Regions from separate parts of the Homo sapiens genome. Here region 2 is linked to region 1. Evidence: read pairs that join two places in POLR2A ChIA-PET (ENCODE). Cell type or tissue: Panc1. All regions are shown on one strand. Each heading gives the region's core, and the rest is flanking DNA. Links, peaks and the distances in the headings are about the cores only.

The links. ChIA-PET counts read pairs that join two places held together with the same protein. Peaks named below come from ENCODE experiments on the same cell type or tissue, not always from the same donor. Only the 100,000 strongest peaks of a DNase experiment are listed, where the experiment ranks them.
Region 2: POLR2A ChIA-PET joins it to region 1 with 10 read pairs; 4 of 35 experiments call an interaction of 5 or more read pairs at or near these places.

The regions. Positions count from the first base shown.
Region 1 is chr10:24,432,435-24,448,184 of GRCh38, forward strand. KIAA1217 reads left to right here. Exons shown (of 21, transcript NM_019590.5): 4 at 561-759; 5 at 5,952-6,045. It overlaps LOC124902395 (a long non-coding RNA gene), which reads right to left and starts at 7,032. Exons shown (of 2, transcript XR_007062090.1): 1 at 6,956-7,032. RefSeq lists enhancers at 1-1,173, 29-665, 1,011-1,687, 8,360-8,409. In Panc1, for the core only: no CTCF peak of the experiment used is centred there; no DNase peak of the experiment used is centred there.
Region 2 is chr10:24,238,568-24,254,317 of GRCh38, forward strand. All of the region lies in intron 2 of KIAA1217, which reads left to right. Among named protein-coding and RNA genes, the nearest start is that of MIR603, 29 kb to the right of the region's middle. In Panc1, for the core only: no CTCF peak of the experiment used is centred there; no DNase peak of the experiment used is centred there.

The DNA.
Region 1 (15,750 bases), core at 3,843-11,842:
TTAGGCTACCAGAGGTTTGCTTCTTGCATGTTTGTTTTTGAGTCAGGGTCTCACTCTATTACTTAGGCTGGAGTGCAGTGGCGCAATCATAGCTCACTGCAGCCTGCAACTCTGAGGCTCAAGTGATCTTCCCACCACAGCCTCCTGAGTAGCTGAGACTACAGTCATGTGCCACCACACCCAGCTAATTTTTTTTTTTCCAAAGAGATGGGATCTTGCTACATTGCCCAGGTGGGTCTCGAACTCCTGGCCTCAAGCAATCCTCTTGCCATGGCCTCCCAAAGCACTGGGATTACAGGCATAAGCCATTGCACCCAGCCCTTGAATTTTTGAAAATTAGGCTCTTTAACACCTGCTTGGACTTCAAAGAACGAAGGTGAGTACTTACACAATAACCAAACAGTGCATTCCTTGGAAATTCCAAACCTAGATCTCTTGTTACATGCTTGCCAAGCTTGTCCTGAACGTTCCTAAGTGCAGCAGGAAAGAAGTGGCTCAGCTTGTGCTGTGTGTCCCCTGAGTCTTGACCTGTGACTAATAACTGTTTCCTTTGTGTGCAGGGGTTCTCTATCTCCAGTATGGAGATGAAACCAAGCAGCTCAGGATGCCGAATGAAATCACAAGTGCAGACACAATCCGTGCTCTCTTCGTAAGTGCCTTTCCACAGCAGCTCACCATGAAAATGCTGGAATCGCCCAGTGTCGCCATTTACATCAAAGATGAAAGCAGAAATGTCTATTATGAATTAAATGATGTAAGGTAAGTTGTGACATCATTTTTTGCCTGCCATTTTGCCTTAGAGTTTTTTTTGTTTTTTGTTTTTTTGTTTTTGAGGGGTTTTTTTTTACCCACTATATTGCATTTAGAGTGTTTTTTTGTTTTTTGTTTTTTGTTTTTTGTTTTTTGTTTGGTCCATCATATCCCTTTCATAGAGTTTATACCAAATTCTAATTTCTTTATATCCTAGTGAAGAAAGCAGATTCATTATCCTGATTGGTTGGGCTTATTTCACCCAGTCAGATGATTTCACTATCTGGTTTTCTACAATTCATTTACAGGGTATAGCTTATAAAAACGAGGACAAATTTCTCCGCCACAGATTTTTGAATGCTACATCTGAAAAGAACATTAGAAATGATTCAGTCCACCATTTTATCTAAGGGTTAGGGAAACTAAGGCCCAAAAAGGTAGCGGAGAGACCTGATCGAGGTCTTAAGAGTTGTAGGCAGTACTTCATTCATATTGGAACTTTCCCAATTCCCCCTCAAGTGTTCTTTCCTCCATAGAAAGACCCTGTGGACATTTTAGGTAATGATCCCACTGGGTCGTTATTTACACATAACAAGTTAGAATAAAAGCAGTGGGCTCTGTATTATTTTCCATAAGAAAAGAGACTGAGAAGCATCTTCACTTTCCATTCATTTCTTAAAGAGTTGTCCTTTACCCAAAGATCTTACTTTCCAGGTGGCCTTTCCCCAGGGCCCCCAGTTGAATATCCTCCAAAATTAAGCTAAATGGACTCCTGCTATTGATGGGATTGAGAGTCAGTTAGAAACAAAAGCATCTCTCTCTCCCTCTCTCTCTCTCTCTCTTTTTTTTTTTTTTTTTTTTTTTTTTTTTATGAGACAGTCTTGCTCTTTCGCCCAGGCTGGAGTACAATGGTGCGATCTCCGTTTACTGTAACCTCCGCCTCCTGGGTTCAAGCGATTCTCCTGCCTCAGCCTCCCAAGTAGCTGGGATTACAGGCGCCCACCACCAGGCCCAGCTAATTTTTTTCTATTTTTAGTAGGTACGGGGTTTTACCACGTGGGTCAGGCTGGTCTCAAACTCCTGACCTCAGGTCATCTACCTGCCTCGGCCTCCCAAAGTGCTAGGATTACAGGTGTGAGCCACCATGCCTGGCCTCATCTCTCTTTTTTTGAAGACAGGGTCTTGCTCTGTCACCCAGGCTGGACCTCAGTGGCATGATCATGTCTCAGTGCAGCCTCGACCTTCTGGGCTCAAATGATCCTCCCACCTCTGCCTTCCGAGTAGCTGGCACTACCGGCACATGCCACCATATCTGGCTAATTTTTAATCTTTTGTAGAGACAGAATCTCCCTATGTTACCCAGGCTGGTCTGAAACTCCTGAGGCAAGCAATCCTCTAGTCTCGGACTCCCAAATGGTTGGGATTATAGGCGTGGGCCACCACACCTGGCTCAAAAGCATCTTTATTGTCATTTTGGTGTCATGTATACAGTAGAAAGAACTCATTTGATCTGTTCCAACCAAACAACCTGGAAAACAGGACTTAGATCAACACAAGCAATCAGTTGCTAGTATGGTCTCTAAACATTTTAGAACTCCACAGATTATTTAGTGACTAATCCAGCCATTTCATTTTATGGAACCAGAAACTCAGACGCATAAAATTTGAGGGACTTATTCAAAAGCACACAGCCAGCTAAGTACCAAGCTCTGCCCCAAATATGGCTGTTCACACTTCTTGGTCAAGAACTTTTTGATTTCTTCGAATGTTCCCTCACCAAATCACTGGAGGCAGAACTTGGGGTTTCTGAGTCCACACCCTGGGGGGAATAGCAAGTTGCCCTGTTTCTTCATCATGGAATTAATGGGTACCACTTTTAAAAAATATGCCTCTAGTGCATAATAAATGTAAACTGATCTGTATCTACCAATGATCACAAATGACATATTTAGGCATGTGCCCAGGTGTATGAGTAATTTAGAACTTTCAAAGTTTGACACATGCCTCAAGGTATAGATACTACATCTGTTTCACAACCTTACAGCTTTTTAAAAATGTGTTTAAATATTCATGGGTACCCAAAAATTCATGTTTGTTTTTAAACTAAATTATTAATCAAGCTGTCACCAAAAGAAATTTTTTGCATTCACAAAGCGTAAACTTGAAACATGAAATAATCACATTATATTTAAAGACAATGTTTGTAGTAATATAATCCCACATACTGTTTTTACATGGAGCTGCCAGTTACAACAATCATCTTACATTTCTGCCTTTGCAATTAGAGGAATTGAAGGACACAGTAATAGCAAGTAAACATGCAACTTAGGGAAGCCACACTTGATTATGGAGCTCAAGGCTGATGAGGTTATTATGAGTAATTGGGCCTCACTGTCTTGCAGCCTGTGCAAGGATTTTTATATTACAATGAGTCACCATTTTCTAGAGCTTTTCTCAAGCTTCAAAGTATGGCTACTTTGCCTTCTTTTTTACATTGTTTGGGAAAGTCGAGAAGTAGTCACAAAATAAAAGAAATGAGAGGGAGGAAAAAGAAGAAAAGGTCATGATTCTCCTTAATGGAAATCTAGTTGATAACATAAATGAAACCATCAGTCAATATGTTGATATTTGTGAAAATGATGATCTTGTTGATCCGTAAGTTGTAGTATGGATAGCCTAACTTTTTTTTTTTTTGAGACAGAATTTCACTCGGTCGCCCAGGTTGGAGTGCAGTGGCATGATCTCAGTTCACTGCAGCCACCACCTCCTGGGTTCAAGTAATTCTCATGCCTCAGCCTCCCGAGTAGCTGGGACTACAGGTGTGCGCCACCACGCCAGGCTAATTTTTGTATTTTTAGTAGAGATGGGGTTTCACCATGTTGGCCAGGTTTGTCTCGAACTCCTGACCTCAAGTGATCTGCCCACCTCGGCCTCCCAAAGTGCTGGGATTATAAGCGTGACCCACTGCTCCCAGCTTGATAGCCTAAAGTTATTTTTAAAAAACTCTCATTTAAAATATTTAAGTGGAAAGATCACCGATTTATAAATTTGTCTGTAATTTTACTTTTCAGTTACTTTGATTTAAATAAAAAAAAGAACCTAAAAATGTTCAAATGTAGACAATGTTTTATTTGGTGATGACAGTAATGTTTATGCTATGTGAGCACATGCATGTCGCTTCCAAAGAATTATTCTATTTCTTGATTTTATGCATTAAATGCCTTGATTATATTTTATTTGAATGGTAGAAGAAATTTTCACCACCAGCATTATATAAGACAAAAAAAAAAAAGGCTGGGCGCTGTGGCTCACGCCTGTAATCCCAGCACTTTGGGAGGCCAAGGTGGGCGGATCACGAGGTCAGGAGATCGAGACCATCCTGGTTAACACAGTGAAAACCCGTCTCTACGGAAAATACAAAAAATTAGCCGGGCGTGGTGGCGGGCACCTGTAGTCCCAGCTGCTGGGGAGGCTAAGGCAGGAGAATGCTGTGAACCCGGGAAGCGGAACTCACAGTGAGCCGAGACGGTGCCACTGCACTCCAGCCTGGGCGACAGAGTGAGACTCCGTCTCAAAAAAAAAAAAAAAAAAAAAAAAAAAGACAAAAGAAAAGTATCATGTAGATTTCAACTGGAGACAGTGACTTTAATCTTCTAAGTTCAGAGACAAATTTCACTGCACTTCCTTCAGTGTTTCTGAAGCGTGAGCATATTTGCTAAACAGTTGCCTATCTCATCATTGTGTTAGGCTCCTCATATTTTCCTTAGGGAAATGCTATGGAGAGTTCAGGTCAGAATATTGTGTTGTAAATGTTGCCACAGTAAATGCAACCCCGGCCTTTACTGTTGGTTCATCTCAGATGAATATGTTTCTAAAGTCATGATAAACCAACCTCATGCATTTTAAATACCTCCAGAATCACAGTTAGTCTTTTTCATGGCTCCCGTGAGGTTTTCTAGTTTTTCACGTCCTCGCCTGTGACTCCTTCCTCTGGCCAAATGGGGAGCTCCTTTAGTGAAACCCCACATCCTTACCTCTGTGAGTCTCCCCTTCATATTCACCCAGCCCCCTTTAATAACAGGGCTGCTGGTTCCCCCTCAAGCCGACTTCTAACAAGCTACTGGAGCAACCGTGCAAGCTTGGGCTAGTCATTGCTTCAAAGCAATTACTGGCGGATATTTAAAGGAGAAAGAGAAGACTAGTCCAAGAATCCTCCACTTCAGTTAAAACAGAAACACAAGCCAGTAATCCCAGTGATTGGGTCAGCCCACTAAATGAGGCTGCACCTGGAAGAGAGGAATTCTTCCTCCTGCCCACATTTCTCTGAGCTAGCCCAGCCGGCATTGGAAGGGATCACAGTGTAGACAGAGCCAAAAGGGCCTTGGGTGGCCCTTCTGCTGATGAAAGCTGAACATGGAGGGAGAGAGACTTCATAGATATTCATGTGCTCTTCGATAATTTTAAGGTAGGCTCTGATCCTGTCTTTTGCTACGTTATGACACCTTGGCTCTAAGAGCCGGGTTCAGAGAAAAAAGAAGAATTTATCTGCTGCTATTTCTTCACATCCAGCAATTCGATTTGTATATAGAAAAACTAATTTTCTAACCCACTATGGAAGGAAAAAAGGCATGGTAAAGATATTAGATCTTTTTGGTACTGTTTTTTTTTTTTTTTCTGGACTCCAGATACCTTTTCTTTCAGTTGCCGAAAGTGTTTGAAGGCAAAAAAAAAAAAAAAAAAAGAAAAAGAAAAAAATCTTCTTTCATGTACATTCATTAGATAAGCAGCAAACCAGGTGTTTGGGAAAAGTAAACAATTAAATATTTAAATATCAACCAAATCTCTTTGAATGTATTGTAAATATTGGAACTTTATTTTTTTTTTTAAAGCCTTAGTTTCCATACTCGGAATCTTGAAAGAAAGTTCGTGCCACCCAACATTTATGGGTGGGGAACTATACTGGAGGAATAATACTTTCTTGGGGAACAAGAAAAGGAGAGAAAAGCTGAAGTCATTTTTCTTCTTCTTTTCCGTATTTATAATTGCCTATTTTATGGTCACATAGCTTTTGACTGGCGTACTGTAGATAGCCTTTGGATTGTCTGTTCATGTTTTTTACCTGATCTTTAAGGGCAGGCTAAGGAAATGGCCAAAGTCAGGCTTCTTTCATCTGCCATAGTTATCGATGTTTTTGATTCCAGGAACATTCAAGACAGATCACTCCTCAAAGTGTACAACAAGGATCCTGCACATGCGTTTAATCACACACCAAAAACTATGAATGGAGACATGAGGGTAAGTGTTTCTGTCATATTTTTACTTATCTTCAGTGGGTCAAAGCGTCCCTCCTCTTGCTTGTACTCCTGATGTAATCAGAACTCTACAACTGAGTTTTGGAGGGTTCTCCGCACTCATCTCACCTAGTGGATCATTATTTGTTCTTGGTAGAGAAGTAAGATTTCCTGGTTATTTAGGGCAAAGGGATTAAAATAAGGCTGGACACATCCTAATTTATCTTTAAGCAAGGAGTTATGTCCTTACTTTAAATGAATTCTGAAAATCTTCCTATAAAAGGGTCCCTGGTCCACAGTATATTAACTGACTCAGAAGATCTCTTGCATTTCTTTCTCCAATTAAAGCAAACCTAACATACAAAAAGGCAAACAGCAAGGTGCACAATTGCATGGAAAATCTATTCATACTCTTACATTAGCTCTTCCAAGTTCTAACATTCTAATTCAATTTCTCACCTTCTAATTCAGGAGCTACCCTGGAAGAATTTTGTTGTTGTACTGTCTTAAATATTACCATATCCTCTCTGAGCCATGCTGAGGTCATAATACAAAAATCCGCATGATTTGGGAACTAAAATTCTCTAGCTTTAGATTGTCTCAGGAGATTATCCAAACATTCAAAGCACACAGGGATGTTTTGAAGAAAAAAGAAGGAGAAACTGAAAAAGCAGATTTTAAGATCATATTAATGCAGGTCCACTAGAAAGGGATTGAGTTTCTAAAAATAAGGCTACATTCCTCTGTAGCAAAACTGGGAGGTAAAAAGAAGATTAGCTTCTCAGCTGTACACCCCCTACACACACACACACACATTTGGAAGACACTGTGCCATTTTTTCTCATCTTTTCTACAGATTAGCACTTGGCTGGATGCTCAAGTTTAGCTAGAAAAATAAATAAATAAATGATTACCTTTTATTGCCAAAGAAACCCAGGCACTGTTCTGTCTTGGAGCTGCAGTTTTGTTCCTGAGCGAGGCTGTCTCTGCTTCCTGATAGTACATATTAGTTTCCTGTTGCTGCTGTAATAAATTAGGACAAATTCAGTGACTTAAAACAACACAGATTTACTCTCTTAAATTTTAGAGTCTGTAGACTGAAAGTCTCTGGTCTGACATAAGGGGTCACCAGCAGGTATGCATTCTTTTCTGGAGGCCCTAGGGAGAATCTTTTCTTTTTTTTTTTTTTCCCCCAACTTCTAGAGGTCATCAACATTTCTTGGTTTGCTGTCCTCTTCCTCCATCTTCAAACCCAGCAAGATAGCTTCCCTTTGACCCTGCTTCCATGCTCACATCCCTAACCCTCCCATGTCCACTTTTAAGGACACTTTAAGGACATTGAGCCTCCCTGATCCTCCAGAAAAATCTCCCTATTTCAAGGTCAGCTGACTGGCAATCTTGACTCCCCCTTTTCCATGTAACCTGATGTAGTCACAGGTTGAGGGGACTAGGATGCAGACATCTTTCAGGGACCAGCATTCTGCTTTCCATATTGGGTAAGTTTAGAACCATAAAAGAAGCCAGCAGATCTAGCTGAAAGTGCTGGGAGAAGGTCTGTCCTTCTGGACTGGAATATGAATGACGACATTGTGGGATCAGAGCCTACACTTCTGGAGGGAAAGGCCTCTCACGTACTCAACTGCTGTTATTTTTGTGTCAGAAATGATGTGTGACTTGAATTGAAAGCTGTGTCGCTACTTCAGAAATTCTAGGATTTTCAGCCTTATTTTGCCAGTTATACTTTATGTGTAAACCAGAGCCACATGGAGACAGATTGAGTCATGCCAATCGTGAAGCATGGACTAAATATTACAGCACCATTTGCCTTTTATTACTCTGTTATTCTCTTTCTTGGAGACATTCATCAATGTCTTCGCTCCTTGAATATCTTTATTTTTTGCTATGTCTAGCCTTCACCCTGGAGTTCCATGGTGCTGAGAGTTCTGTTCCTATCACATAGAGCCATTTCCACACCGGTGCCCCAGAATCGCCTCTGAGAATCTTGTTTGTGGCTGGAAAGACACCTGTTTTAACCCTCCAGCAGCTCTGGTACCTACGTAAGGACCAGCAGTGAGGACTGAGAGTATCGAATATTGACCGTATGAACAAAGCTGATCAGGATATGCAGAACATGTGCTGTGGGTTTCTGCAGAGTGGTTCTGTTCTTACTTCAAGATGAAACCCTGCTGATCACTTTTTCTGGGTTACCCAGAGCCTACTTTAAGCCCTCATTTTGTGTGTGTGAGAAACTCAATCATTGTCCCCAAATGAAGGGACAGTAAATGTTCACCATCTAACCAGCAGAAAAGCTTTTGTGTTTCAATGCAGATTACTTAGAAATGAGAAATAGAAAGCGGTTTCAAAGCCAGCTAGGTGTGATCATGCCTGCAGTTTGCAACTTGGTTCCTGTTCACAGATTGCAGACGCTAAAAGGCATGGAATTCAGCTGCCCTCACCTTTTGGCTCTGCAGGTTGGAATTCTTTTTCCTTTCTTGATGAATGTGGCTGCATTGCCATTAAAGGGCAGGAAGCTTTGTTGAGCCCTGCCTCTGGAGCCCAGCTGCACAACCCACTGCCCATGGTGGAGAACAGAAACAGAGAACAGAGCAAGCATCAATTGTTGTAGACTAAACCACGCTGCAGCGTGGGGTTAGGGAACTCCGTCCTCCCTTATGTTTGCAATGTGAGCGTGGCCATGAAGGAATTCGATGCTAACTACTCACATGAGTCAGTCACTGCAGTCCTGCCCCTGATGTCATTAGACCTCACTCCCCAGCCTCCAGAGACAGCCTGGCACAGACCTCCCAGCTGCCTGCTTATGACCAATAAACATGCATGTCATGAAAAACATCAGTTGGAATAAGCAGAGGGGCAACAAAAGTCACACCAGAACTCCTCAGGGGCTCCTGAGACTTTCCTTAACCAATGAATGTAATATCTTGCCTTTGAAAGAAAAGAAAATGTAAAACTCTCCATCTAAAACAGTCTTCCCAGAGCGGTTTTATGATTGGAAATGTGTTACTCAGGAAGCGTGCTAGACTAGGCCTCAGAGTGTGCGTGGAATGCATGCTTGGTGGGGAAAACGTGTACTAAATTTTCATCTAGCATCTAGCTGAGCATTTTTGAGGCTAGTCTGTCTAAGGAGACTTGTGGTTCTCGGCTGGAACTCAGCATACCTGGCTCCTGTTTCTCTACCCACCACCCTGATCTAATTTAATTGCGTGGCTTTTGTTTCCTTACATCAGATAGGAGCTTTGATAATTCAGTTCCCAAGGGACTGAGCTCACCATATGGAACAGGCCCTTTTGCAAAATTTATATATGTACTCACAGGGTTTTAAATTCACAAATGTACAACTTGAAGATGGAACCATTCCATTTCATGACTCTCAAAAAGTACACGTTTTTCCATACCAGCAGTTTGTTGAAGGAACTGGACAATTCTGCTTTGAGGGTGACTTGCTAGTCACCAAACCTGGTGGCTTTTTCATAGTGTGGGGGCTTCTCCACCTTCTTGTGTGCTTTAAGACAACTTTCCAAGACTCTCTGCTCTCATCATTTAATACTCTCCCTCTTCTCTGCTTCCTTTAATTTCTCTTGCATGTCTTTGATTTTTACTTGTATATAGACAATTACCAGATTGGCCCTACCTCTTAAATTATTCCCCAATACCCAAGGTAACTGCTGCCTCCCACCCCTCTTCTACTGATCTTTGTATTTGACACCAGTGAATGGTCCCCTTATAAATCATTGGTCTCCATGGCACTTTTGTGTCTAAATACCTTGTCTGCATTCACAGACACCTCAGCTTCCTTCATTCCCTAACTCTTCTTCCTCTTGCCTGTGTTTAAGCAGGCTTCTCTAGTTTGGAGTTTATTTGTTTTGTTTTTTTAAATTTACTCTTTTTTATCTGAACCTTTGCACTTGTGATTTTTATCTTACCACTTGTTTGACTATTACATCAGTGTGGTTGACCCTTGAAGCCATATCCCTAACTCTGCCATCTCTAGAATTCAAGACCCAAATGTTCAGCTTCTAAGTGTCTTCATATGGAGATCATTTCCGTGGTTTCCAATGCATTCTGTTGAAGAAAAAATTCCTAATCTTTTTTCCACTCAAGTCTTTATCCTTCTTGATTACCTTTTGAAGAATGGAGGGGCTATGATAGGGTGTGTGTGTATGTGTGTGCACATGCATGTGTGCCTGTGTGTGTATGCATGCATATTTTGGGGAATGTGGGAGGAGGGATGTAAAACATTGAGTTACCAATGATTCTTCTCTTGCCTGACCTTTATTCTTCCATGCATCCAGCTGGTCACCAGAGTTCATCCACTCCACTTTGCAAGGCCTCTAACAGATGACCCTTCTGCCACTGCCTGTACCAGTATTCTTACAATAGCTAACTTATTTGAGCATTTATTAAGCACTTTTGTGGGATTTTTTTTTTTTTTTTTGAGAGGGAGTCTCACTGTGCCATCCAGGCTGGAGTGCAGTGTTGCAATCTCGGCTCATTGCAACCTCTGCCTCCCAGGTTCAAGCGATTCTCCCACCTCAGCCTACTGAGTAGCTGGGATTACAGGCATGCACCACTATACCTGGCTAATTTTTGTATTTTTAGAAGAAATGGGATTTTGCCATGTTGGCCAGGCTGGTCTCAAACTCCTGACCTCAGGTGATCCACCTGCCTCAGCCTCTCAAATTACAGGCGTGGGCTACTGCGCCTGGACAGTAATGTTAATTATTTAATCCTCAAGATAAACTTTTGAGCCAGGTCTTGGTATAAGCCCCCCTGTTTACAGATGATGAGACAGCTCCTTATGTTAAGAGATTTCCCCAAGGCCACACAGCCAGAGAGTAGCAGAACAGAGATTTAAACCCAGGCACCGTGGCTGCTGAAATTATAGCCTTCATTATCTCTCTACTGAATCACCTAACAGTTCTTACTTCCCACATCTCATTCTCCTGTTCTCTTTTTCCAAGTGTCTCAAATTCACTCTCCCTCTCTACATATCTGCCTTTCAAAATTCTACTCATCTAACATATTCCAGAACAATTGTCTAATTCCTTCAGCAAATTGCAGTCATGAAAAAAAAGTGGGGGAGGGAGCACAGTTAAGTTTCTCGGGGGTCTTCTGTACCATAATAACAAAATGTGGCCTGTGCACCATCTTCAGATTTTGAGAAGAACAAAGCAACTGTAAAAGACATCTTTAAAACTATTTGGGAAATTTGAACATGTGTTAGGAATCAGGAGATATTAAGGGATAGCTGGTAATTCTGTTAGGCATAATAATAGGTTAGTGGTTATGTTTTAAAAGATGGAACATACTAAAGTGTTTACAGGTTAAATGACATGAAAAATGGGACTTGCTTTAAAATACTGCAGCAAACCAAGAAAACAAAAAGGTGGAAGTAGATGAAACAAAATGGTAAAATGTTGAAAAATGTCAAAGCTGGATGATGGGGGTACCTTTTATTGTTTTCTCTACTTTTTTGTGTTTGAAAATTTTCATAATAAAATCTGTTTGTTTTCTTTTCTTTTCTTTTCTTTTTTCTGAGACAGAGTCTCACTCTGTCACCGGGCTGGAGTGCAGTGGTGCGATCTCAGCTCACTGCAACCTCTGCCTCCCGTGTTCAAGCAATTCTCCTCCCTTAGCCTCTTGAGTAGCCGGGACTACAGGTGCACACCACCACTCTTGGCACATTTTTGTATTTTTTACTAGAGACGGGGTTTCACCACGTTGACCAGGCTGGTCTCGAACTCCTGACCTCAGGTGATCCACCCGCCTCGGCCTCCTAAAGTGCTGGATTTACAGGCGTGAGCCACCATGCCCAGCCCATAATAAAATCTTTTACAAAATAATAAAAACTTGTTTTTAGAGCCCAAATAAAAGACTTCCTACCCCAGGAAGCTTTCGCTAATGCTCTGTCAGAATTCATCTTTCCCTTTTGGGGGCCTGTTGCACATTCGCATTGTGTTATAATCATTTAGCTGTGTGTTCATCTCATGCAAAAGACTGTACACTCTTCAAAGCCACAAGCCATATTATGTGATGATTCATCTTCACGTCCCTCCAAAAACCAGTCATGGCATCTTAACCCCTGGTGAGTGCAGAGTAAACACACTTGTTAAACAGGATGCGCTGAGTGTCCTACTGATGGTCCTACAAATGCCATATTATTCATTTTCTATCATTAATGAGGACCCACTGTAAAAATATCTCTCTGTTCTCATCACCAGAAATAGTTGTGCTTCTCCTGGTTTATTTTTATCATATGGACACTTTGAGTCTTGTAAGTGATCATTTTCCCTCTTTGTGTTGCTACTCTAAAGCTTAGAATTAAATTTGTGGCCCACCCACAGCAAGGGTACAGGCATTTGTGGCGTGTGTTTTGTGTGTTGGCTTCATTCCTGGACTCTCTTTTTAATTTTCCTACTTTCATCTTCCTTTGGTTGCACATTCTACTTTGACTTCTTTTTTCTGTAAAACTGTAAAAATGTATAGGAACTCTATTAATTTCTTGGTGCAATCTATCAGGATATAAATAGTATTCATTCTCTACCATCGTTGTTCTAGATAGAAGATAGCAAACCTTTTTGTGTCTGCAGAGTAGGCAGTGTGTTAAGTACTTTACATATTATTTAAATTAGTCAGTAACTCTGGCAAAGTGGGTATACTGACTTCGTTTTCACAGGTGATAAAACTGAAGCCAAAGAGGTCTTTCCCAAGCTCACACATCTGATCAATGTTGGACACTGGATTTGAACTTGTTTCTGCTTGTTTATACACAGCCCACAGCCTCCCTTCCTTGATATTTCCATTTAAGTTTTGCAATTTTGAAGTGATGTTCCTACTAAGACTTTAGAACAAACAAAATATGCTTTATTAAACATTTGTTTCATTTCTGTTTTTAATTATTATTATACTTTAAGTTTTAGGGTACATGTGCACAACGTGCAGGTTTGTTACATATGTATACATGTGCCATGTTGGTGTGCTGCACCCATTAACTCATCATTTAGCATTAGGTATATCCTAATGCTATCCCTCCCCCCTCCCCCCACCCCACAACAGTCCCTGGTGTGTGATGTTCCCCTTCCTGTGTCCATGTGTTCTCATTCTTCAATTCCCACCTATAAGTGAGAACATGCGGTCTTTGGTTTTTTGTCCTTGCGATAGTTTGCTGAGAATGATGGTTTCCAGCTTCATCCATGTCCCTACAAAGGACATGAACTCATCATTTTTTATGGCTGCATAGTATTCCATGGTGTATATGTGCCACATTTTCTTAATCCAGTCTATCCTTGTTGGACATTTGGGTTGGTTCCAAGTCTTTGCTATTGTGAATAGTGCCGCAATAAACATACCTGTGCATGTGTCTTTATAGCAGCGTGATTTATAATCCTTTGGGTATATACCCAGTAATGGGATGGCTGGGTCAAATGGTATTTCTAGTTCTAGATCCCTGAGGAATCGCCACACCAACTTCCACAATGGTTGAACTAGTTTACAGTCCCACCAATAGTGTAAAAGTGTTCCTATTTCTCCACATCCTCTCCAGCACCTGTTGTTTCCTGACTTTTTAATGATCGCCATTCTAACTGGCGTGAGATGGTATCTGATTGTGGTTTTGATTTGCATTTCTCTGATGGCCAGTGATGATGAGCATTTTTTCATGTGTTTTTTGGCTGCATAAATGTCTTCTTTTGAGAAGTGTCTGTTCATATCCTTCACCCACTTGTTGATGGGGTTGTTTGTTTTTTTCTTGTAAATTTGTTTGAGTTCATTGTAGATTCTGGATATTAGCACTTTGTCAGATGAGTAGGTTGCTTAATTTCATTATACATCTCTTTCATGGTATCTTTTTATATTTAATTTTGCTTCATTCTCTTCTTTTCTGAGCACACTAAAAATATATCCATTAAAAAAAGAAAAGAAAAGAAAAGAAAAAGAGTGAGTTGCCCATTTAGTATGTGTGTCTGCAGTGGCCACTGAACTCAGAGCACTTTTTCTCACAGGGCAGTGTTCTTGTTGAGAAGAGGGGTTTGGGATTCAGGGAGTATCAAGTCATCCCGTAGTAACAAAAGAATCCCACAGAAATGGAAGTTTCAGAAAACACTCCTAGCTGATAATCTATTTAGAGATCGTTTTTGACCCACCTGTAATATCCCCTTCACTCATGCAATGACAACGGTATCAATAACTAACATTCCTGACGTGCTTACTCTGTGCCAGTCACCATACTGAGCAATTTGCTTGTATTTACTGCCATTTGATTTTCACACCTATACAATGTGAGAGAAGTTCTTATTATTCTCCTGTTTCAGAAGTGGAAGCTGAGGCTTAAGAGAGGTCAGTGTGCTTGCTCAAAGCTACCCAGCTAAAGAGAAGTGGAGCTGAATTTAGAGCCAGGCAGGCCAACTCTAGAACTGGCCTTTGTAATCATGCCTGTGGTCACTACCGTCCGTCCTTTCCCACCACTGTCTTCATCAGTGTGTCGATGAGTCATCGCCACATGTCCATGGGCCTCTCATTTCTGAAGACCTAACCCAGAAGCCACTCTCTTCATCAAGCCTCTCTCACTTCTTTCCAAACCTCACCACTCACTGTCCCTTCTCGAAACTTCCATAGAACTTCACCTCCCTGCCCCGCTCTCTTTGTGCACTCCCCTTTTCCTGACTGCACTGAGTTATTGATGCACGCTTCTTTTTCTTTTCCTTTCACCATTTTATTCTTTTTTTAATGAATGATTTATATATTTATTTATTTATTTATCTATTTATTTTATACTTTAAGTTCTGGGGTACATGTGCACAATGTGTTATATATGTATACATGTGCCATGTTGGTGTGCTGCACCCATTAACTCGTCATTACATTAGGTATATCTCCTAATGCTATGCCTCCCCACTCCTCCCACCCCACAACAGGCCCCGGTGTGTGATGTTCCCCACCCTGTGTCCAAGTGTTCTCATTGTTCAATTCCCACCTATGAGTGAGAACATGTGGTGTTTGGTTTTCTGTCCACACGTCTTAAGTGTCTTTCAGCTCTAAGCTTCTCAGGGACAGGGTCTCCATTTCATTCATCTTCACGCTCCCTGTGGCTCTCTCGGACAATGCCCTGCCCTGAGTAGATTCTCATTAAATACCTGGATAGAAAAAGATACTTACTTCAGCCCTTTTCTATCACCAACTTTCAGTTAATTAGTGCCTTATCTACTAAGAGCGATACAGTGATTTGTAAAGGTACGTGTTTGAGGCTTATAGCACATTACCTAATGTATCCCGCTATTGGCCACTGACCCAAATGAGAAATAAGAATGTCTGCCTTTCCTCAGTCTATCAGTATAATTTGATAGAAGTTAATTACCCTGGGCTGAGCGCGGTGGCTCACACCTGTAATCCCAGCACTTTGGGAGGCTGAGGCGGGCAGATCACGAGGTCAAGAGATCAAGACCATCCTGGCCAAGATGGTGAAACCCTATCTCTACTAAAAATACAAAAATTAGCTGGGTGTGGTGGCGCGTGCCTATAGTCCCAGCTACTCAGGAGGCTGAGGCAGGAGAATCACTTGAACCCCGGAGGCAGAGATTGCAGTGAGCCAAGATCACACCACTGTACTCCAGCCTGGTGACAGAGTGAGTCTCCACCTCAAAAAAAAAGAAGTTAATAACCCTGAAGTTTAAGAATAACAATAAAGAAAAAATCT
Region 2 (15,750 bases), core at 7,751-15,750, 190 kb before region 1:
TTTTCCTACCACCTCTGCAGCCATAGAAGCCGAGGGGAAATGCACACACACACACACATACACACTCTGGCAGGGAACCTGTTTTGCAAGTTTTGCTGGTAAAAAGTTCTAGGAAGGGGGCTGGTGGAGAACAGAGTGGAAAAGAAGTATCAATTGAAGGTTTTTCAAGACCTGAGTTTTCAAGGTAACTTTATCCTGCAGAGAGAGACACGCATGGCCGCTGTAGGTTTTTCTTCCACCAATTAAGTGCATTGTTAGACAGGGAGGGGCAGATTAACGAACGCCTATAATTTTGATCATTGTTTTTTGCAAAACAGCTCAGGCTTTGAAAATGAAGCCATCGTTCCCGGCTAAGTTTCTGCCAACAGCACAAATTATACTGTGCAGAGATCCAAAGCCCCTAAGAAGGTTTCATTAATGAACAATTTCAGACGATTGTTTAAGTCTTCGCCTGACAGGTAATGTTGGCATGTCGGCAGGTGGGGTTAGGGTTTCCATGGAGATTTATGATGTCATGCTTGAAAGAGCATGTCAAGACAGCCGATTTAACAAGTAGCTACTCAAAAAGTCCTATAGGCTACAAGTAGGTTTTATGCAAATGACGAGAGTTTCACTGGGAAAAACTGCAAAAGAAAACAGCCCAGACATGGAGGGGGGTTTTACCTGACAGCTCCGAAGGAAGACCCTGGAGTCCGTTCCAGACAAAAACTTCCAGAAGAATTAGATTTTCTGCTTTAACTGCCGCCTCACCTGTGGAGCTCTGGGTACAGGTAAATATGCGGGGTTTTTTTCTTCCAAGTTTTTGCCAAAAATTATTTGGAAACATTTCGCTCTGTTTCTCGGCATTGTTCTCTTGGCAGGAAGAAGTGAATCAATAAGCCCAGCTTTCCCATAGCAATGTTCGTGCTAAAGGGCTGTTTTTAAGGGCTTTTTTTTTTTTTTTTATTGAATGAACTGAGATTTTTGAATAGAGCTGAAAACAAGCGATGCATTGTGCGTTCTGCTGATTGTGCCCGGTGAATACTGCTATAAAAGTGCCACAGATAAGGGTTAGATGGACAATCTGAAAATTGAGATGCTCCATGTATTTCTTATTTATTCCCAGATGTGTGTGTGTGTGTGTGTGTGTTTGTGTGTGTGTGTGTGTGTGTTCTTTTACTCTTACGACAAACCTGAAATTGAGACTATGGGTAGTTTTGTATTTTCACATTGTAAAAATGCCAAAAATAAAATCCATGGAATGTTGCAGAAATAATCTTTGAATCAGGTTTATGAACATTGCACTTTTTTAAAAGTATGTATCTGATGCTTTTCTCACCGAGGCATTTTTCCCAGACTAGAAAAAAACAGTCCTGATAGAGACATCCAGTTTTTGAGCTTTTAGGGAAGCAGGATTTCTAAATTCCAAGAAGATAGATAAAGACTTCTTGGAGGAAGGTGGGGTGTGGGTGATAAAGGTAGTTTTTAAAGCATGGTTTAAAAGAAAATACTGGTCACTTGGGAGTATGAGGGTTTTTTTTGTTTGCTTCGGCTGCCAGTGAGGATAAGTAAACAGTCTTGCCAGCCATTTGGATGTGATAGCAATCACTGGATGCGGCTGTGGATCTGTGAGTTAGCTGAAAGGGGTTAGTTCAGAGGCATCAGTTGCCCTGTGAGTAGTTAGTTCCACCAAGCTTAAAAAGAACACAAAGAAAGCCTATTGTTTCTTCCACACAGTGCATGGCAGCGTGTGAGGTTAAAGCGGAGTTCAGAATCATCGAAAGATACCTGTGAAATGGGAATTTGGACTTTTGAAACTAAAACTACTTAGGAATAAGTGGATAGGCTTTCAAAATGTTTTAAGAACTGCCTCATGTGTGAGAATGAGACCTCCTGAAATTTTGCAGTTAGATAATGTGGATTAATGCCAGAACTCACATTCATATTAAATTGTTACCACAGTTATTGCAAAACAGTGAGTGACAAAGAACTGTGCCTCCAACATCGGAAGTTCTGGGCGTTGAGTTCTGGCTTCACCACTTAGTGGCTGTATAACTAGAGGAAAGTAAATTCATGTCCTTAGGCCTCAGTCATCATGTCCATAAAATGGGATGCCAGTAGCTAGCTGTGTTGTGAGGATTAAATAACAAAACAGACGTAGCACAGTTCTAAGCATTCATGTTCCAAATGTTAATGATTGTTTTTATTGACTGCTGAAATGGCATTGGATATTTAGAAAGTGTTTTTATATTCTTTACTTCCTCTTATCATTACAAGTAATGACTAGCAGTCAAGTAAGGCTAGTAGTCTTTTTTTTTTTAAAAAAAAAAGACAGGGTCTCACTCTGCCACCTAGGCTGAAGTGCAGTGGCGCGATCTTGGCTCACTGCAACCTCTGCCTCCCGGCTAAAGCAATCCTCCCACCTCAGCCTCCTGACTACTGGTGCATGCCACTGTGCCAGGCTAATTTTTTGTATTTTTGGTAGAGATGGGGTTTCACCATGATGCCCAGGCTGGTCTCAAACTCCTGGGCTCAAGTGATCTACCCACCTTGGCCTCCCGAAATGCTGGGATTACAGGCTTGAGCCACTGCACCCGGCCTTGGCTAGCAGTCTATTTCCACTTTACAGATGCAGAAACTGTGGCTCAGAGAGTTACTGGGAAATACGACATAATAAACTATCCTATACTGCCTGCACTTTTTCTCATTTTAGGAGGCATAGAAAAAAAATGAATGTGTTATTGAAATAACTCCCAGCAGCAGCAATGATTCTGTAAAGTAATTAAAATACAAAATGTTAAGTATGCCAAAGGAGCCAGGGTATTTATATTTTTATATTAATTATGCTTTTGCCACTTTTTTCTAGACAGGCTACAGAAGTGATATTAATTTACTTTTTACTGGTACCTACTGATAGGAGCTCCAGTACTGCACAGACTTAAAATTTTAAATTCTACCTGCCTGAAATTTTTCTTGGCCATACAAGTAGAGTCGGATTTTAATGTTACAGGTATTTTCGGAGTGAGAACCCAAGTCACCAAGGGGCTGTGGTTGCTACAGGGTGCAGAAGGAGCCTAGGAGTCGAATATACTGTCCTTTATTCCTTCTGTATTCTAGACGTTGGCACTTCCTCCCTTGCCTCTATCCCAGACAGAAACACAGCCCATAATTATATCCTACATCCATTGTATGTAAGAGACAAATATGTTTTTCATTGTGCTATTTTTAGCCACAGTGTTTCTAGCTGGGGAAAACACTCTCTTCATTCCAGGGTTTTCTTAACAATTTTTCCAGTTTTTCCATGTCAGACTATTCAGAATTATTCAGGTTCCACACTCCTGGGAGAAGGCTCTTAATGAAGTATTGAGTAGGCTCATCGAGGGGGATTCTAGAGGGATTTTGGCATCTGAGCTGCTGAGCCTGAACTCATTCTATGACAGATGATGTCTGTGGTCCCATGAATTAGGCTGCATTGAGGACTCTCATTCCCAGCACTGTTTGGGGGCACTGGGAAAAGGTTGAGTTACCTTATCCCAAGGGTAGATCTATAAGGAGAAAAGCAAATATTTATTTATTTGTTTTAAATTTCTGCTTTTATTTTTAGATATAGGAGGTACATGTATAGGATTGTTGCATGGGTATACTGGATCCAGATAATGAGCATAGTACCCAATAGGTAGTTTTTTAACCCACATCCCACCTCCATCCCCACTCTAGTAGTCCCCAGTGTATTTTGTTCCCATGTTTACATCCATGTGTGCTCCATGTTTAGCCCCCACTTGTAAGTGAGAACATGTGGTATTGGGTTTTCTATTTCTGCATTAATTTGCTAGGAAAATGGTATTCAGCTCCATCCATGTTGCTGCCAAAGAAATGATTTCATTCTTTTTTATGGCTTTATAGAATTCCATGGTGAACATGTACCACATTTTCTTTATCCAGTCCACCATTGACGGACACCTAGGTTGATTCCATGTCTTTGTGGATAGCACGGTGATGAACATAGAAGTGCATGTGTCTTCTCGGTATAATGATCTATATTCCCTTGGGTATATACCCAATAATGGCATTACTGAGTCAAATGGTAGTTCTGTTTTAAGCTCTTTGAGAAATCTCCACACTGCCTTCCACGGTGGCTGAACTAATTTCACTCCCACCAGCAATGTATAAGCACTCCCTTTCCTCCACAGCCTCACCAGCATGTTATTTTTTGACTTTTTAATAACAACCATTCTGACCGGTGTGAGATGGTATCTCATTGTGGTTTTGATTTGCATATCTCTGATGATTAGTGACGTGGAGCATTTTTTCATATGTTTGTTGGCTTCTTGTATGTCTTCTTTTCAGAATTGTCTGTTTATGTCTTTTGTCCACTTTTTAATGGGGTTGTTTTTTGCTTGTTGATTTAAGTTCTTTACATATTCTGGACATTAGACCTTTGTTGGATGCATTCTTTGTGAATATTTTCTCCCATTCTGTAGGTTGTTTGCTCTGTTGATGGTTTCTTTTGGTGTACAGAAGCTCTTCAGTTTAATTAGGTCCCACTTGACAATTTTTTTATTGTTGCAATTGAAAGCAAATATTTATTTCATTCAAAGTTTTAGTTTCAAATATGAATCACAAAGCTGCAATTTTAGGGTAGAAAAGAGTTTTGAACTCAAACATGGTGCCAAAACTCCAAATAGGTTTTGAGTCACTGATGAAATGTTTCTTAAATTTTATTTTATTTTCTTTTAGATTCAGGGGGTACATGTGCATGTTTGTTTCATGGGTACATTGCCTACTGGTGGGGACTGGGCTTCTAGTGCACCCATTATTCAACTAGTGAACATCATAACCCATAGGTAATTTTTCAACCCTCACCCCCTTCCCACCCTCCCTCCTTTTGCAGTCCCCAGGGTCCATTATTTCCATCTTTATGTTCATATATACCAATTGTTTAACTCCCGCTTAATAAGTGAGAATATGCAGTATTTGTTTTTTTTGTTTCTGAGCTAGTTCACTTAGGATAATGGCCTCCAGCTCCAACCATGTTACTACAAAAGACGTGTTTCATTCTTTTTTATGGCTGTGTAGAATATTCACATATATACAGGAATATATATATATATATACACATCTATGAATGTGTAGAATATTCATATGTATGAATACATACGAATGAATATATATGTGTGTTTGTGTGTATATATAGGACTATATATACACATCTATGAATGTATACAATATTCATATATATGAATATATAAGAATGAATATATATGAGTTTGTGTATGTATATATACATATAGATCCTGTTTTAGAAGCCCAGTGAAGCTTTTTATTACACTTAATTGTCGTAGCGTTCAGAGATTATCTTTGATCAATAAGTAGCGATCGCATTGAGCAGAGCACTTTACACCTAGTGGGTTTTAGCAAAGGCTTGTAAATCAGATGGGCTGCGTGCAGTGACTGAAGAAGTCTCCTGCCTGGATTCGGATCCTGCCTTCATTACTTGCTCGTAGCACAGGCTTTCCACTGAAGAGCATATGAAGTTTTGTTCATATTCCAAATAAAATAGAGCATCTGAATTTCCAATGCCTCTTGATAAAGGAATTAGTGGTCTTTAAGTATTACATTATTCTCTTTGAATGTCATTTTTGGAATTTTCACAGAAATGATTTCTTCAGAAAGAAAGGCACTGAAAATTTAACTGGAAGTTCCTCTCGGCTGGCTACCGGGGAGGTAGAGAGCAGAGAGTTCTCCTGGGTGGGAGGGATTTCTAGAAGCTCTTTACAGCTGAGGCCCTTTTCATCGCTATTTATTAATTTGACTTGATCAGAAGCAATCCAGTTTTGAAGGTGTAGTTTCTAAAATCTCTTTATTTCAAAGAAAGTCATCCTGAAGAATGGTGTCATCCCAGATGACCTTGCTTTTTCTCTTCAGATGTCTGGCCACAGAAGGGATCAGCAGGTAGAATGGGAAGGCTGTTTTCATCCTTGGGCATTAATTGGGCTTCCCTCTTTTCTTTCTTTCTTTTTTTTTTTTTTTTTTTTTTGAGACATGTCTTACTCTGTCACCCAGGCGGGAGTGCAGTGGCGAGATGTCCGCTTATTGCAACCTCCGCCTCCCGGATTCAAGTGATTCTCCTGCCTCAGCCTCCCGAGTAGCTGAGATTATAGGCATGTGCTACCATGCCCTGCTAATTTTTCTAATTTTAGTAGAGACAGGGTTTTGCCGTGTTACCCAGGCTGATCTCGAACTCCCGGCCTCAAGTGATCCGCCTGCCTCATCCTCTCAAAGTGCTGGGATGACAGACATGAGCCAGTGCTTCCGGCCAGCTTATCCTAACGGCAGGAAGCTTTGATACTTTTACTTCCTGACCACAGACTTAGTAGGCAGCAGGAACAGTCTTCAACTTCCTGGTTGTATAATTACAAGAGCCAATGTGAAATATTATGCATTTGGAGAAGCCCTTCTCTAGAGCTCTTATAGAAAAGGAATGTACAGCCAAGTTTATGGGAAGCATGAGGATGGTGAGTCCAAAGTCAAGGTAGGTGATAGCATTGGTGGCCCCTTGCAGCACCGGGAGTCTATATGGCGGTCTAACTTCGCACCCCCTATTTGTCACTTCATAGCACTCTTCACTTTCACTCCGTTTCACTTGCTCATGATTAAGCAACAAACGTGGTAATGGTGTTTCCTACTCTGAGTTTCACTAGATTTAGTAAACGCACATGATCATGCTGGTCCCGTCGAAGTGACGATAGGAGTCCTCGGAGCTGTGGTCTCCGCCCTGGCTGGTTGCACCTGCTCTGTGCTCTGCTCAGATCATACAAGATGGAGAGAGCAGAGACCCCATCAGAGAGAGGCTTCTGTTGGCTGCAGTGTGACACTGTAGACTTGCCAGAAAGGGCTCTCTTTGGACCTACTACTTGCCACTCAGAAGCAAATGGGCTGCAGCCTCATACGTTTTTGGAGTGAATAAGAGAACTAAGATTCTGATGGACCCTTGGTGATTTTCTCTCTTCAATATTATGAATGTTCATGAATGCCCCTCAGAAGGTCACAGGGATGTCAGATCTCATTTTCTCCCCTTCCCCTTCCCCTTCCTTTTCCTTTCCGAGACAAGGTCTCTCTTTATCACTCAGGCTGGAGTGTAGTGGTACAATCATGTCTCACTGCAGCCTCAACCTCCCGGGCTCAAGCAATCCTCCTGCCTCTGTCTCCCAAGTAGCTGGGACTGCAGGCATGTACCATCACACCAACTAATTTTTTTTTTTTTTCTTTTAGGTAGAGCCAGGGTCTCACTTTGTTACTTAGGCTGGTCTCAGACTCCTGGGCTCAAACAATCCTCCCACTTTAGTCTCCCCAAAAGTTTAGATCAAAGGTGTCAACCACTGCACCTGGCCAGGTCTCATTTTCATAGCAGTCACTGGTAGTAAGGTAAATGTGCTGCAGATAATCGTTTGGCCTGTGTTTTGGAGGGACCTTTTTGTTTTTTAATTGTCTCTTTGAATTTTGCACAAAGAAGGGTTGCACGGGCTCCGTTCATCTTTAACTTATTATTTGCATCCTTTTTTATGATAAGTTTTAAGACTACTGAAGAAAGCAGCTCCGGTAAAGAGCCTCACAAAGGCCAATTTTCAATTTCTCCCTTGTGGGCTGTGTGTGTGTTTATGACGGTCAGAAGAAGACAGACTCTCATTTAAAACTATTCTCTCTTCAAAGCAATTATAAAGTGGCCCCATCATAGATAAACTTGACCCCTTTTAATTGCTGGTTAGATTGCTTCTTTTTTCTCTCCCTGTTGTGAACAGGACTGCAGTGACCATCCTTGTATCTGTGCATGTGGGAACGAATCTGAAGGACAAATTTCTAGAATGTCAAGTTGGATTGCTAGTTTTGGAAGGTATTGCCCAAACTTTTTCTCAAAAACACTCAGTTTATTCTGTCGATATGAATGTTGCAGGGGATATTATGGTACGTTCAGAGAATACAGTTCACTACAGTGATGCCAATGTGTGAAATACACTTGACATGTGGGTAGGAACACATAACCAAGTTATATTTAGTAAACAATCTACCGAGCAGTAGAGTTAATATGATCCCATTTATTATTTTATTTTCTAACAATTACTAGTGATACTTTAGTTTGGTTCTTGCTTTTCTAAACTGTTAACCGTGAACATGTAACTATTTAAAACTTATGCTGGGTTTGCTGGGTCATGTCTGTAATCCCATCTTGGAAGCCAAGGCAGGAGGATCAGTTGAGGCCAGGAGTTTGAGACCAGCCTGGCCAACATGGCGAAACCCGATCTCTACTAAAAATATAAAAATTAGCTGCACACGGTGGTGCGCATCTGCAATTCCAGCTACTTAGGAGGCTGAGGCAGGAGAATCACTGGAACCCGATGGCGGAGGCTGCAGTGAACGGAGATCACACCACTGCACTCCAGCCTAGGTGACAGAGCAAGGCTCTGTCTCAAAAAAAAAAACAACCATATATTATTCATTAAATGCATGTTCATGCTTACTTAACCAACAGTATGGCCCTTTGGCTTAGTCTCATAGTCTATCTGACCCTTATTTTCTTTTCTTTTTTTTTTTTTTCAAATGCCCCTTTCATTATGAAACTCTTTTTTAACTTTTAATTTAAGTTCAGGGGTATGTGTGCAGATTTGTTACATAGGTAAACTTGTGTCATGGGGCTTTGTTGTACAGATTGTTTCATCACCCAGGTATTATTTTATTTTCATTTTAGTTTTTTAAATTTCTTTTTAGAGGCGGGGTCTCACTGTGTTTTGCCCAGGCTGGTCTCGAACTCCTCCTGGTCTCAAGCAATCCTCTCGCCTCTGCCTCCCCAAGTGTTGGGATTATAGGCATGAGCTACTGCACTCAGCCCACCATTTGTTTTAAAAAGGGTGGATCCTATTTGTATAAAAAGCCATGTGCATTTTCTGTGTACTTGTCTACACATTAATTTCCAGGCTGGGCGTGGTGGCTCACGCTTGTAATCCCAGCACTTTGGGAGGCCAAGGGGAGGCAGATCATGAGGTTAGGAGATCGAAACCATCCTGGCTAACACGGTGAAACCCCGTCTCTACTAAAAATACAAAAACAAAATTAGCAGGGTGTTGTGGCGGGCGCCTGTAGTCCCAGCTACTCAGGAGGCTGAGGCAGGAGAATGGCATGAACCCGGGAGGTGGAGCTTGCAGTGAGCTGAGATTGCGCCACTGCCCTCCAGCCTGGACAACAGAGTGAGGCTCCGTCTTAAAGGAAAAAAATTTCTGGAATGATGTCCAATAAATCAGAGAGAGGGACTAGAAGACTAATGAGGACAGAAGCTTTTATTCTTAACACCTATATTTTGCTACCATTTATATTGTCATCATATGCATATAACATTTTAACATTTAAAAACTAGTTTAAACAGAAATGGTTGCCCTGGAATGTGGCCTGTGTTCTTTCAAGGGAGGCCAGCAGTTTCTACAGTGGCTGAGATGGTACCTTCATCTCACACACCTACGCAGGAGTGCATTTGTGCTTTGATGTGGTTGTCCCTTGAAGAAGGAAGCAGTTCTCTTTTTCTTTTTTCCCTTTTCCATTATAGGATCAGTCACTTCTTGGGGCATTAGTAGTCTCATTTCCAGTGGCATCTTCCCTTGGCAAAAGGAATCCCAGATAGGACCTCATCTTTCTAAACAAATGCTGTTTTGGGTCCTAACCATCCCATGTTTGCTTTGAATATGTTTAAGTTGCCTGGAATTATCAACAAAAGAATTAAATTTATTGTAGGTCAGGGCATCTTTTGACTCATTGTATAAAACATTCACTTTAAATGTATACCGAAATGTCCTTTAGGCCGGGCGCAGTGGCTCATGCCTGTAATCCCAGCACTTTGGGAGGCCAAGGCAGGTGGATCACCTGAGGTCAGGAGTTCAAGACCAGCCTGGCCAACATGGTGAAATCCCGTCTCTACTAAAAATATAAAAATTAGCCGGGCATGGTGGCGGGTGCCTGTAATCCCAGCTACTAGGGGGGCTGAGACAGGAGAATCGCTTGAACTTGGGAGGCGGAGGTTGCAGTGAGCCGAGATCACTCCACTGCCCTCCAGCCTGGGCAACAAAGCAAGACTCCATCTCAAAAAAAAAAAAAAAAAAAAAAAAAAATGTCCCTCATACCTAAACCTTACCTCTTGCTAATTTGCTGAGGGTTCATTTTAGATAAAAGGTGTTTAGGTTTTCATATTATGTTTGTAACTGTATAGCTATGATTCAGTTTCCTAAATGAAAAAAGAAACTGTTTTAATGTACAGACTATTTAGATTTGAAAAGACTGTGAGAGCTTTTTCTTTTATAGCAAGACAAGTCAAGAATAGAAGGCACACTGCGAGAGGGATGTCTTTTGAAAGAAAAGAAACACTACTTTTTATATTCTCAAATCACTGAAGAAAGCTTTAGACATAATTTCAAACACTAGCTCCTGTTTAATTCAGATGCACAGAATGCATTAAAACCACGAGTGTAGTGGACGTGATTTATACATTCTCTTAGCACAAATCAGTACCTATCTTCACTGTAATTAGACTTTTCTTCCTTTCTCCTTCTCAAAAGCTACTTTTGAAACCTTATGTTTTCCCTGGACATATTTTCTGTACTTCATAAAATAGCTCAGTTCTGCAACTAACTGCAAATATTTGCAAAAGGGAACAAATGTAAAATAAACGTCCCCTAATGCAGTGTTTGGTGAAGAAACATATGTCTGACATTAGTTGGTTAACCTGAAAAATAGTAAGAAACAACTCTACTTAGGGGAAAGGGGGTAGAATTGAGCCCGTACTGTGCAAATCAAGAGAAAGCTATAATTTACGCAATTTTTATTAAAGAGAATACAAGTGCTGTAGGCTTGGGGTGGTGCTAGGTCATATTTAAGCCTAATTGAGCTTTTTCTATATCATTAGAAAAATGGGCCAAGTTTCCTATATTATAGGGTAAATACAACATTTTCTTCCTGCAAATATTAAATACCACTGGCTTTTTAAGACGTAAACATCCAAATCTCAAATGTCTTTATTCATGCCAATGCAATACAATAAAAATATTCCCCATATACACTTAAATCACTGCAAGTAAGCCTTAGAATCCCCACAAGTATTATTACTTACTATATCTCAGAAACTTTCACACACATTATTTCAAATATAGTTCTCCCAAAAAAACCCTGCGGAGAGATACCTGTAAACCAAGGCTGAGACTAGCCTAGACAGTTCGTTCTTTAGACAACAGGAGTGGAGATTTGAACCCAGCTATTGTGACTCAAGCAAGCCTAGGGCATGTTTCTGAGATCTCTAAGGTGTGCGCTGTGAAACCGGTGGCTCATTTTATGGGTTGGATTTCCAAACACGACTATCACAATCATGCCAGGAATCAATGACTGACTTCTTGCCTCCGTGGCCTGAAGTTCTCCTCTGCACCTCCTACCTTTTTGCCATTTCAGTGATGCACCAAAGGGTGGAGTTGAAGAACATCAGTTTTGCTGCTGCTTGTTGGCAATACTCTCAAAAAGGCGTGGGGAGGGAGAGGTGTAACTCACCCCTGAAGTCAAGCCTGGAGATTACTTGTCAGGAATGTCAAAAGCATTTGTTAAGCAACCTTCTTCCTGGCATTTTAAGAAGAAAGCCGCATACATAGATCAAATCCCTTCCTTCAGAAACCTGTACTCTCTGAACAGAGCCTTGGAATTCAGCCTAGAGAAAGAATACTTGGTGGTTCATAGAACTTGGTTCACAAAAGAGTGCTTGCTGCCCACGCATTTTGCACAATGACTCCCAAACACACAGAATGCACATTGGCAACAATTTTACGCGTGTTTCCAAAAGTGCTGACTGGAATTGAAGGGACACATTTGGCACTTTTTTTTTTTGAAATGGGGTCTCTCTCTGTCACCCAGGCTGGAGTGCAGTGGCGCAATCTCGGCTCACTGCAACCTCCACCTCCCAGGTTCAAGCGATTCTCCTGCTTCAGCCTCTGGAGTAACTGGGACTACATGTGCCTGCCACCACGCCTTGCTAATTTTTTTTTTTTTTGTATTGTTAATAGAGACGGAGTTTCGCCATGATGGCCAAGCTGGTCTCAAACTCCTGACCTCAAGTGATCTGCCCACCCCCCGCCCCTCGGCCTCACAAAGTGCTGGGATTACAGGCGTGAGCCACTGTGCCTGGCCACATTTGTCAACTTTCATTGGTCAATGATTGATGCAAGCCAGAATAAGAATAGATTGGGCCGGGTGCAGTGGCTCACACCTGTAATCCCAGCACTTAAGGAGGTCGAGAGAGCAGATTGCTTGAGACCAGCAATCTGAGATCAGCCTGAGCAACACAGGAAGACCCTGTCTTCACAGAAAAATGAAAAAAATTAGGCCAGGTGCTATGGCTCACACCTGTAATCACAGCACTTTGGGAGGCTGAGGTGGGTGGATCACCTGAGGTCAGGGGTTTGAGACCAGCCTGGGCAACATGATGAAACCTGTGTCTACTAAAAATACAAAAAATAGCTGGGTGTGGTGGTGCACCCCTGTAATCCTAGCTACTCAGGAGGCTGAGGCATGAGAATCACTTGAACCCAGGAGGCGGAGGTTGCAGTGAGCCGAGATCACACCACTGCACTCCAGCCTGGGCGACAGAGTGAGACTATGTCTCAAAAAAATTAAATTAAAATTAAAATTGAGCCTGATGTGGTGGCACATGCCTGTAGTTCCAGCTATGCAGGAAGTTAAGATGGGAGGATCCCTTGAGCTTGGGAGATCAAGGCTGCAGTGAGCTGTGATTGTAACTACTGCATTCTAGCCTAAGAAACAGAAAGAGACACTGTCTCAAAAAAAAAAAAAAAAAAAAAACAAGAAAAAAAAAGAAAGAAAAAAACAGATCAGAGGCCCTGGCCTGGGGTCAGTTTCTCCAGAAAGGCCTGCACAATGGAGTTTTCATGTAAAAAATTTCTTACATCCTGATTTTAAAAAATCAGATGATCAGGAAACATTGAGTTCCGATTCCTTTGTTACAACCTCCACTAAAGCTAAGTAACAGCTGCTGTATTAAGATGGGGCTCCCCCTCTCCATCCCACACCTGCCTCCCTTACATGCCTAACTCCTGTTGTAAATAGGGACCCTAATCTGATGTTTTTGTAGTCCCTTTCCTAGGGGCACTGTGGGGAGGTGGAAGGAATTTCACCTTTGTTGTTGGACAGACTTAGATTTGAGAACTGGTTCTACTACTTACTGTTTGTGTGGTCTGGGACAAGTCACTTGGTCCAAGTAAGCTTCTGCATCTGTTAAAAAAAAAAAAAAAAAAAAAAAAGGGGCGGGGAGCTAAGAATTCCTGCCCAGCAAGTTGGTTTGCAGATCAGAGGCAGTGTGTGAGAAGTACTTAACCCAGCACCTGGCATATAGTAGATGTTCAGGACATCGTAGCAGGAATAAGGGAGACATCTCACAAAACATTTTGTGAGAAAGGATCAGTTTCTATCTAGTCAATGTCTTAAACATTCATAGGTTGTTCATGGTGGGAGCTGCTCGAGGAATCATCCTAGTTTTATGGAGGAGGAATCTGAAGCTGGAGGAATTGTCTCCTTCAAGATTACTTAGTTAAAGGCAAACAGGTTCATAGCCAGTGGCTCTTCACCAACCCACAAAAAGGCCTCAGATTATAATTTTGAAGATTAAGTATATGAAAGTGCTATTTGAGTGATTAAGTGTAAGCATCAGATCATTTTGAACTGGTGAGATGGCTCACACCTGGAATTCCAGCACTTTGGGAGGCCCAAGAGGGAGGATTGTTTGAGCCCAGGAGTTCAAGACCAACCTGGGCAACATTGTGAGAGCCTGTCCCTACAAAAAATAAAAAAAAATTAGCCAGGCATGCTGGCACACACCTGTGGTCCTAGCTACTCTAGAAGCCGAGGCCAAAGGATTGCTTGAGGCCAGAAGGTTGAGCCTGAAATGAGCTCTGATTGCGCCACTGTGCCACAAGCTGGGCGACAGCAAGACACTGTGTCCAAAAAAGAAAGATAATTTTGATTAGCACAAAGATGGGACAGCTACATGTGATCAGATTTGGAAAAAAAAAATAACCATTCATTCATTCATTCATTTACTCGGCACTGATTGAGTCTAGTTTGGACAGGTATTGCCCTAGTCTCTGGGATGACAGCGAGAGGCAAAACACAGACACTCACTGCCTGCATAGAGCTCAGAATGTAATGGTGGGAAGGCAGAGGAGGAAACAGATATACAGATAATTTTAGATGGAGATACCTGCCATGAAGGAAGTAGAGGAAGGCCAGGTGCAGTGGCTCATGCTTGTAATCCCAGCACTTTCCCAGCACTTTGGGAGGCTGAGGCAGAAAGATCGATTGAGCCCGGGAGTTTGAGACCAGCCTGGGTAATATAGCGAGACCCCGCCTCTACAAATAATTAAAAAAAAAAAAAAGAAATAGGATTACCTGAAAAGGAGCCAGTCTTGCAAACAGCCGGGCAAAGAGTGAGCAAGAGTTTTTTGGGAAGAGGTGCACACAGCAAGTGCTGAGACCCAGAGGAAGGAAGGGGCTTGTCTGCTGAAGGACCCAGGTGCCCTGGGAGAGGTAGCCAGAGGCGCTTAGTAAGCTTCAATCAGGATTTTAATCTTAATATAGTGCTGAGGGTTTTAAGCAGAAGAGTGATAGAAGAGAGTTAGCTTTTGTGCAAGCACTATTATTCATGGAAGTCCCCTTTCGATGGGGTAGTGGGGACTCCTCACTAAGCTGTCCTTCTATCTCTGTGGCTGTCTCAGAGAAGCACTGTGGAACTCCAGGGTGCTACGTAGCTCACCACGGTGACCCCCAATGCAGGCCACTTACAGAAGCTTGAAGATCTGTGATTTGCTCACCCAGGCTCCCATGCCGAGTGTTCTTGTCATTAACTCAAAAGCCAAATGCTGGTATTTCTGTTCTTACTTGCTTGATTGTTTGTTTACCAGTTCTCAACATCTTCAGTGTCCACTTGGTTACTAAAATGTTTACTCCTTAGCCCAGTGTGTAGGCATGTGCCTGTAATCCCAGCTACTCAGGAGGCTGAGGCAGAAGAATCTCTTGAACCTGGGAGGTAGAGATTGAAGTGAGCCAAGATTGTGCCACTGCAATCCAGCCTGGGCAACACAGCGGGACTCTGTCTCCAAAGAAAAAAAAAAAAGAAAAGGAAAGAAAAAATTATCCAGGCATAGTGGTACTCACCTGTAGTCCCAGCTGCTCGGGAGGTTGAAGCGGGAGGATCACCTGAGCCCAGGAGGTTGAGGCTGCAGTGAGCCATGATCAGGCCACTGCACTCCAGCCTGGGTGACAGAGTGAGACTCTGTCTCAAAAAGAATATAAAAATAATAAAAATAAAATAAAATGTTTCCTCTTGATCACAAAAAAAAGGATATAGTTCTATGCAATCATGTCTGAAACAGGATACGTGTGTCATGCATCCCTGAGTTCGGGTTACCTCAATGACATGACCATTTACCTAATCTTTGCTTTTTCATCTGCTCTCAATTGAAAAGAAAGAAACCATTAATTATATTGAAAGATGCTGACTTGTAAGCTTCTCCCCTCTCCTGGCTCAGGTCAGTTGCTCAGAATGCACCCAGCAAAGATTGGCTGAACAAAGACAGGGAGATGTTGTGAGTCCCACTGATGCCCTTAACACCGGGCATTGTTCAACTTGGGGTCATTTGTGAAAATGATGGGAATGCAACTTCCTCACTTTACAGATGAGAA